3 separate regions of the Homo sapiens genome follow, and regions 2 and 3 are each linked to region 1. The links are chromatin contacts, found by Hi-C or POLR2A ChIA-PET in ENCODE. All regions are on one chromosome and are shown on one strand. Each heading gives the region's core, a stretch centred on a gene start or an enhancer-like site at or near the end of the contact. The rest is flanking DNA. Distances are from core to core; before and after follow the strand shown.

Region 1 (2,700 bases), core at 23-2,522:
TGCCTTATTGTACTGCACTCACCTATTTTTAGATGGTGGTTGACCGCAGGTAACTGAAACCACAGAAAGCAAAACTGCAATGTGGGGGGGCTGCTTGCATGCTCCTTTCAGACCTGTTTGTGAGAGAGTTTTAACTGGAGGGTATCTAAATAATCAGAGAGTGGGAAGAGAAAGGGGTACTCACTTTTTATAGTTTTGTATTGTTTGTGAATGTTTTCTATTTCATATGTTTTGTAATTAAAGCCAAAAAGGGTAATGACAAAAAGGAAAAAAAATGCTATGTGTCTGGCTTTTGGGAAGTTATTAGAGGGAGTGGAAATTCTACCACCTCCTATTGCTAAATCTCATTAAAGTGCCCTTGAAATCAACCCAAACCAACTCTCAGGCACGGCCAGAACAACGGAGGCAGAGCAGAGCTCAGGATCCTGAATCCACACCCCCCGGCCACTCCTGGTGGGAAGAGAAGAAGGGGGCTCGTTTCCTGTGGTTCCCACCCTACCTGGCTGGAGAGGCTGATGTGGGGCGAGGTGTGACCACCAGTGCATGTAGGAGGCGGAGAAGGCAGTTTCTCCCACTGGCCGGTGCCCTGGGCCCAGCCCAGGACGGGGAACTAGGACAAGAGCCCAGCCCTCCAGCATCAGGTCTGGCGTGGCTCTGGGAGGAAGGAGGAAGAAAACTCACCCATGTCACCCCAAGTCATGGGGCATTTCCAGTGAGCACATACAGACTTAGGAACCCGGGAGAAAGCCTGGAGGCTAGAAAAGCTGAGACCACAGTCAGCTGGGCTGCAGATCTTTGCTCCGCCTTCCTCCAGACAGCACAAGTGACTCAGCCCTCCCCAGGGTGCTGCTTCTCGCTCTGACACCACGATTTGGCCTCCTCTCACTCACAACTCTATCTCCTCTCTGTGTCATTCCTCCTACTCAGGGCCGATAGTCAAAATATCAAACCACTAATAAAGCATGGGCACCTGCCAGTCAGACTACACACCAGCTGGGAACAATGGCTAGAGGTAGCAAATTGCCCCAAAACTTAGTGGCATGAAACAACAAACATTTGTTACATAACACACTAATGGGTCAGGAGTTTGGGTGGTTCTGGCTCAGGGCCTCTCATGAAGTTGTCAGCATGTCAGAGTTGGAACCATTTGAAAGCTTGGCTGGGGCTGGAGGATCCTCTTTCAAGGTGTCTCATTCACAAGGCTGTCGGCAGAAAGCCGCAGTGCCTCCCCAGTGTGTGGGCCTCTCCATAGGGCTGCTTGAGTATCTTCACAACATGGTGGCTGGCTTCCCCAGAGGGAGACATTTGAGAGACCAAGGCAGAGTCACAATGTCTTTTATGACCTATCCTTGAAAGTTATATACCGTCACATTGCAGCATCCTATTGGGTCAGCCCTAGTCAATGTGAGAGGGGCTACACAAGAGTGTAAATACAAGGATGCAAGGATCACTGGAGGATGTTTTGGAGGCTGGCTACCCCAGGTACTATATTATGTCCTGTTTAAAACTCTCTAATGGCTTCCCACTAACCTCAGAATAAAATCCAAATGTCTTACCATGATCTGCAAGGCCTGGCATGAACTGACTCCTACCTACTTTCCAATCTCATTATGTTCCTCTTTATTCACCTGCACTAAACTCCAAACACATCAACCCTCCCTACATCCATCAACATCTGAAGCTCATCCTTTACATTTTCTGCTCCCCGTGTCTAGAAGTCTCCTCGCCCAGATCTTTCTATGGCTAGTTCCTTCTCATTGTTTGGGTCTCAGCCTAACGTCACCTCCTCAGAGAGGCTTCACTGACCCCTTATCAAGTGTAGCCCTCACCCCACCTGTCACTCTGTCTTACATCACCTTGTGCTGACCTCCTCCTAGCACTGATCTCTATCTGAAAGTAATTTATTTGATTATTGCTTTTCTCCCTTCGTGTACTGGTAGGAGTCCTTAATTACAAGCAACAGACTGCTCTTTAGCTGCTTTTAAGCTACAGAGGAACCTATTAAAGGATAGGAGGTGCCTCATAAAATCTTAGCGAAATCAGAGAACCAGGCTCAAAGGCCATTTACCTGCACTGGTTCTTTCTGCTGCTGCCTCTGGGATCTGCTGTCATCCTGACAGAAAGGACTCCAGTCATCTGCTTCTCAGTGTCACTTAGCCTCATGCAGGAGCAGCCAACGGGTGGTGTCTTAAGTTGTATGCTGTGCCCAATCTTCAAGAGAGATGGGGAAAGGTTCTGGCTTCCATCATAAGCAGGTGTGAGTTCATAAGGTAGGAAATTCGCAAAATAGGAAGACTGTTCCATGGGCTGGGGAAGCCAAAGAGAGCTGATGCTATTTGGCCTCGACAGTCCACGCCTTTAGCTGCTTAATGTCATCAGCCAGCCTTCCTCCATCCTTACGCTTACTAACAGCAGAACCCAACAGCAAGCTGAGAGATGCTTCTCAATAAGAAAATAATTGGGAAAAGAGTTCATGGCTTTCGGGCCGGGCGCGGTGGCTCACGCCTGTAATTCCAACACTTTGGCAGGCTGAGGCTGGTGGATCACGAGGTCAGGAGTTCGAGACCAGCCTGACCAACACGGTGAAACCCCATCTCTACTAAAAATAGAAAAATTAGCTGGGTGTGGTGGCACGTGCCTATAATCCCAGCCACTCGGGAGGCTGAGGCAGGAGAATCGCTTGAATCCGGGAGGCAGACG
Region 2 (2,700 bases), core at 138-2,637, 2.1 Mb before region 1:
GTGAGGTTGGATTGTGTCACGGTATATACCTTATTTGGAATATTGCTTGGCACAGTCATTGTTAGATAAATAAAAAAAATCAAAAGAGATGTAGAAATAGAAGTTTGATGAGAGTTCAGAGGAAAAAGATTTCTTTTTCTTTTTTTCCTGAGGCGGAGTCTTACTCTGATTCCCAGGCTGGAGTGCAGTGGCACGATCTTGGCTCACTGCAACCTCTGTCTCCTTGGTTCAAGCGATTCCAGAGGAGAAAGATGTTAATGTTTGTTTTGTACCTAGAACCTCATCGCTGGATGGGATTGTAAAGATCTGTGACTATTTTACACATTTGTTCTTTTTTTTTTTTTTTTGAGACAGAGTCTTGGTCTGTTGCCCATGCTGGAGTGCAGTGGTGTGATTTCGGCTCACTGCAACCTCTGCCTCCTGGGTTCAAGTGATTCTCCTGCCTCAGCCTCCTGAGTAGCTGGGATTACAGGTGCACGCCACCAAGCCTGGCTAATTTTTGTATTTTTAGTAGAGACGAGGTTTCACTCTGTTGGTCAGGCTGGTCTCGAACTCTGACCTCAGGTGATCTACCTGCCTCGGCCTCCCAAAGTGCTTGGATTACAGGTGTGAGCCACTGCACCTGGCCTCCCATTTATTCTTAGCAGTAACAGTTGGTCCCTGAAATTAGGAAACTGACTCTATTGTGATCTTCCAAGAGCTACATTGTCCAGCCCCTGGGCCTGTACATCCTTATGGAGTGAAGACTGACAGTTTTCCCTTAGGTCAGTGGAGCTACAGTGGCGTGTTGGAGTCAGCTGCTCAGAATGATGATGCACTTTTCTTTCCAACTTTGGTTTCAATGACATCATGTTGGTAGCTTGAAACTGGCCATAGCAGGGGTATTTACACCACAGGAATAGGTAAACACTACATATTAAGGCTTTTCCCCTTGGAGATGCCTTGTTAAATATTTACCAACACTCCACTGCCTGTTACAACACAGCAAAAGCCCCTCTGAGAGAAGGCCAGAGAATGTACCTAACTCCTCCCAGGTTGTCCAGTGTTTCATTGTCCCTGGACTGAAGAGTCCCTCAGTGGCCTTTGCTGAGATATTTCAACACCCTAGTCTCTTAAACTGTAAACAAAGGAGAGTCATGAGTTATTTCTGGGTGAGTCAGTCCAATATTGCACAAGCATTTCTGGGGGTAGTAGAGGGGAGGCAAGAGGGAAACTGGGTAGGCTGGGGAGCTATCTAACTGCCCAAGACACTTGAATCCTAAACAAACGGGAACTAAATGAGAGGTGGGAGGGACATAGTCTTTTCTGACGGGAACTGTCTGTGACTCATTCTCTTTCAGGAGTCAGAAACTCCAAAACCTGTGGGAGTGGGGAGGGGCGAGCAGTGCGGTTTTTAGAGAGGTGTGGAGTTATTATAGGGACTCTTAAAATTCTTCTCCCTTGCTCAGTGTGGTGACTCATACCGGTAATCCCAGCACTTTGGAAGGCAGAGGCAGGAGGTTTGCTTGAGCCTAGAAGTTCAAGACCAGCCTGGGCAATGTAGCAAGACCCCAACTGTATAAAAAATAAAAATAATTAGCCAGACATAGTGGTGCATGCCTGTAGTCCCAGCTACTTGGGAAGCTTAAAAATCTACCTCCATTTAACCTGGTAGATTTGGGGATGTGTGTGGTGGGCTGAATAATGGTCTCCCAGTGATATCCCAATATGTGGAAACTGAATGTTACTTTATCTGGCAAAAACAACAAAAACCAAAACACAGGCAGGGCAAGGTGGCTCACACCTGCAATCCCAGTGAGACTCTGTCTCAAAGAAAAAAAAAAACAAAAAAACAAAACCCCAACAACTAGGGCTTTGCAAATGTGCAGGTGTGTAAGTTAAAGATCTTACTTTTAAAACAATTTTATTTTAGGGTGTGGTGGCTCACACCTGTAATCCCAGCACTTTGAGAGGCCGAGGTGGGCAGATCACCTGAGGCTGGGAGTTCGAGACCAGCCTGACCAGCATGGAGAAACCTTGTCTCTACTAAAAATACAACAAAGTTAGCCGGGTGTGGTGGCTCATGCCTGTAATCCCAGCTACTTGGAAGGCTGAGGCAGGAGAATCACTAGAACCCAGGAGGCGGAGGTTGTGGTGAGCCAGGATCGTGCCATAGCACTCCAGCCTGGGCAGCAAGAGCGAAACTCCGTCTCAAAAAAAAAAAAATTATTTTATTTTATTTTATTTTGAGATGGAGTCTTGCTTTGTAGCCCAGGCTGAAGTGCAGTGACATGATCTCGGCTCACTACGCCCAGCTTAATTTAAGGATCTTGATGCCGGGCACGATGGCTCACGCCTGTAATCCCAGCACTTTGGGAGGCCGAGGCAGGTGGATCACTTGAAGTCAGGAGTTCAAGACCAGCCTGGCCAACATGGTGAAACCCCACCTCTACTAAAAATTCAAAAATTAGCCGGGCATGGTGGCACATGCCTGTGGTCCCAGCTACTTAGGAGGCTGAGGCAGGAGAATCACTTGAGCCCGGGAGGCGGAGGATGCAGTGAGCCAAGACTGCGCCACTGCACTCCAGCCTGGGAAACAGAGCGAGACTCCATCTCAAAAAAAAAAAAATATCTTGAGATGGGGAGATGATTTTGGATGATCAGGGTGGGCCTTAAGTGTTATCACATGTATCTTCCTAAGAGGGAGGCAGAGGAAGGCTT
Region 3 (2,700 bases), core at 201-2,700, 2.2 Mb before region 1:
TTTCTGATATGTCTATTTACTATAATTTACTACTACAAGGCTTCTCTATGGCCCTCAGTTACAAGTTTAGATATCCTGGATTCTTCAAAGAAAAAATTTGCCTTGTATGTAAAATGGTGCAATGCAGCAATGGCTAAACCGACAAGGTCATTTTTCTGCAGTACAAAAACCTAAAAACTGAAATTTACTGACAGAAAAACTGTACATTACAGTAAAGGCCCCTTTGAATAAAGGTACCTTACCTTTTGACTGCTGTAAGAGGCCTTAAGTCACAACTCAACTTTCATAAATTGCTACCAAAAAATTAGGGTGTGGCATATTAGCAATCTCAAGGTCATGCTTTAAAAAACGAATCCAAATTAGAAAAACACAATAAAACAGACAGCAATCCATGTCTGTCAAGGTAAACAATTGTAAGCTGAGGTTTCTCCCCCAAAAAAAAAGACAAAAAGGAAGAAAGTTGATAGCTCATACCTCGATGCATTGCTGTGTAGCGAACTGTCCTCCTCTTGGCTTTTGTCCTTATTTCTCATCATCTTTTAATTCTTAAATATTAAGGGGGAGGGGGAATCTGTGTTTGCTTTGAAGTCCTGTGCCCAGGTATTTACTGTCAAAAGTTGAAAGAAAGGTAAGGTCCCGGCTTCTATCGATGCTTTTTATTATCAGGAACAAAGTCCTGACGATGTTAACGATATTGTTATAACACAACAACGGTAAGCACCAAAAAACTAAATATTTCTATTTTTTCCTTAAAAGAAAAAACAACAGGATAAACCGAACAGTGGAAGCATCACTATCAATAAGGAAACTTTCTCAAAGTAGCACACTAGATACAAATAACAATCTCTGTATCTTATTGCGTCATCCAAGAATTTCTCGTATTTACAGAAAACAAGGCAAACTTAAACAAATAAATCTTTAAAATTATCACCAATGATCGTGAACTTACCTGATCCATGTAGTATGTCCAAACCAAGAGTCCTATCTACTAGTAGAAAAATATCAGATCCCAAATAATTAAAAATAAAGGCAAAATCCTCCGTTAAAAAACGAAAAATAAATAAAATAACCCTCAAATATGTTAACTGGTCAAAAAAATAAAGCAATAATTAATACTAAAACAGGTCCGAAAGAAAAAAAACCTCATTAGGAGAGCGCACAAAAATGGAGGTGCGCCATGGCTTCTAAGCTGGAAAAAACAACGACCTGGGCTCTCAGTACGGCTGCTTCTTTCCAACAAGGCACGAAAAGAAAGCTCCTAAAAGCTGCTTTTCTCCCAAAAAAAGGTTCGAATCGACCCCAGTAAGTCCCTAGGAAAGGCAGGGGGCTACGGGGGCCCCCTGAGGCTGCCCGAAAGTTAGGGAAAGTTGCGTAAAGTGAGGCAAAGGCAGGGAGCAGAGCGCGCTCTCTCTAAGGCACAGCCGCCATCTAGAGCCTCCTTCCCAGCTCTGAGAGCTCTGCCTTTGATTGACACTCTCTACATTTACCCCACAACTCAGGTGATGTACCATAGACCCACCCCTTCATCTCCACCAAAAAAAAAAAAAGGAGAGAGAGAGAGAGAGACAGATCCTCCATCCCAGGGAGCCTAAGGACCCCCACCCCCACACCTCCCTGCCCCTCCAGACCACCCCAACAGGGGGAGGGGGGAGGGCTTCTTAACCCCCTCTGGCTCAAGCACCCTTTTTAAGCCAGAGAGAAATGTAATTTGTTCCTTTTGTCTAAAGATCTGCTAAATATTTCAGTCCTTGAGCTAAAATAACTTCCTCCCTGGACAGGAAGTGGTGTTTTATCAAGCCATTTTGAAAAAGGGATAATTCTTAGAGAATCTAAAGCTCAGCTAAGTACTAATCTTTTTAAAAATTAATCCCCCAATGGGTGAAATGATTGCTAAATAAAAGTAAAACCTTAATTTCATAATATAAATTCAAGTTTTTCCTTCTTTATGATGCCTAAAAATAATCTAAAGACAAAATTTAAGGGGGAATTTTCCATCTCCACTGGAAGAAAGGGGTAACTTTTACAACTCAAGAGCGCCTCCCTAGTGTTCAAGTTGCACTGGAGCAAAAGTTAATGCAACCAATTTTTATTCAAGAATATCCATTTTTCTTTGTTCTTTCACAAAATTCTTTAACCCATTATATAACCTTGAAAATATTACACTCCTCCCCCCAAAGAAACTTCTCATAATCACAATATATTTACTTCCCATACTGATTCAGGCAAAAATTCAAGAGTATGGTCCAAACACGATCACCTTTAAATCAGTAACCCAAGAAACTCCACGTCCAAATCCAACAGAAAACACATATCCCAACACTTCCCTTATATTTCAAATCAAGTAAGTATACACCCATTTCAACAATGTTATTAACAATAGGACATACGTGATTGCAAATTATCAAAGTAATGTCACAAAGCAAATTCTCCTAAATATCAAAACCATGAGATCCACAGAAACAAATTACTAATTCCAGAAACAATATCCTACCAAGCACTCCATTCAGACAAGCATATTCACACACCCAAAAAAATCCAATCAACTTTCCTTATTCAACATAATCTGCCAGAACCATGTCTCTCCCTCACTGAAGAAATCCACTTTAGATTTACACCAAACAAAATCAACAATGTCCAATCTAGGTAAAATCCATAATCCAAACTGTTTCAATTCCATACTCTACACACAAAGATAAATTT

What was found. A loop is a pair of places that touch in the nucleus more often than their neighbours do. ChIA-PET counts read pairs that join two places held with the same protein, here RNA polymerase II (POLR2A). Pooled maps may share reads with other maps.
Region 2: a pooled map shows a loop between it and region 1 (6-fold over the local background). The contact joins the enhancer-like site here to the promoter of LINC01585 in region 1. A Hi-C loop is called at or near these places in 1 of 37 single-sample maps with no recorded cell type and 2 of 50 pooled maps. POLR2A ChIA-PET finds 5 or more read pairs at or near these places in 1 of 52 experiments (HEK293).
Region 3: a map with no recorded cell type shows a loop between it and region 1 (11-fold over the local background). The contact joins the promoter of CHD2 here to the promoter of LINC01585 in region 1. A Hi-C loop is called at or near these places in 8 of 37 single-sample maps with no recorded cell type and 5 of 50 pooled maps. POLR2A ChIA-PET finds 5 or more read pairs at or near these places in 2 of 52 experiments (activated naive CD8-positive, alpha-beta T cell and naive thymus-derived CD8-positive, alpha-beta T cell).

What each region holds. Positions count from the first base shown.
Region 1 is chr15:90,658,806-90,661,505 of GRCh38, reverse strand. It overlaps LINC01585 (long intergenic non-protein coding RNA 1585), which reads right to left and starts at 1,272. Exons shown (of 3, transcript NR_120371.1): 1 at 682-1,272; 2 at 23-113. The region is part of intron 2 of CRTC3-AS1 (CRTC3 antisense RNA 1); the gene reads left to right. RefSeq lists enhancers at 126-175, 316-365, 588-1,116.
Region 2 is chr15:92,802,583-92,805,282 of GRCh38, reverse strand. No RefSeq gene overlaps it. Among named protein-coding and RNA genes, the nearest start is that of CHASERR, 79 kb to the left of the region's middle. RefSeq lists an enhancer at 792-841. Within about 2 kb of position 1,387, at least 34 of the 41 ENCODE cell types and tissues checked have a DNase peak (open chromatin) inside an H3K27ac peak, as active enhancers do.
Region 3 is chr15:92,899,074-92,901,773 of GRCh38, reverse strand. CHD2 (chromodomain helicase DNA binding protein 2) reads right to left here and starts at 1,450. Exons shown (of 39, transcript NM_001271.4): 1 at 950-1,450; 2 at 475-607. The coding sequence starts at 536. RefSeq lists enhancers at 1,112-1,321, 1,362-1,431.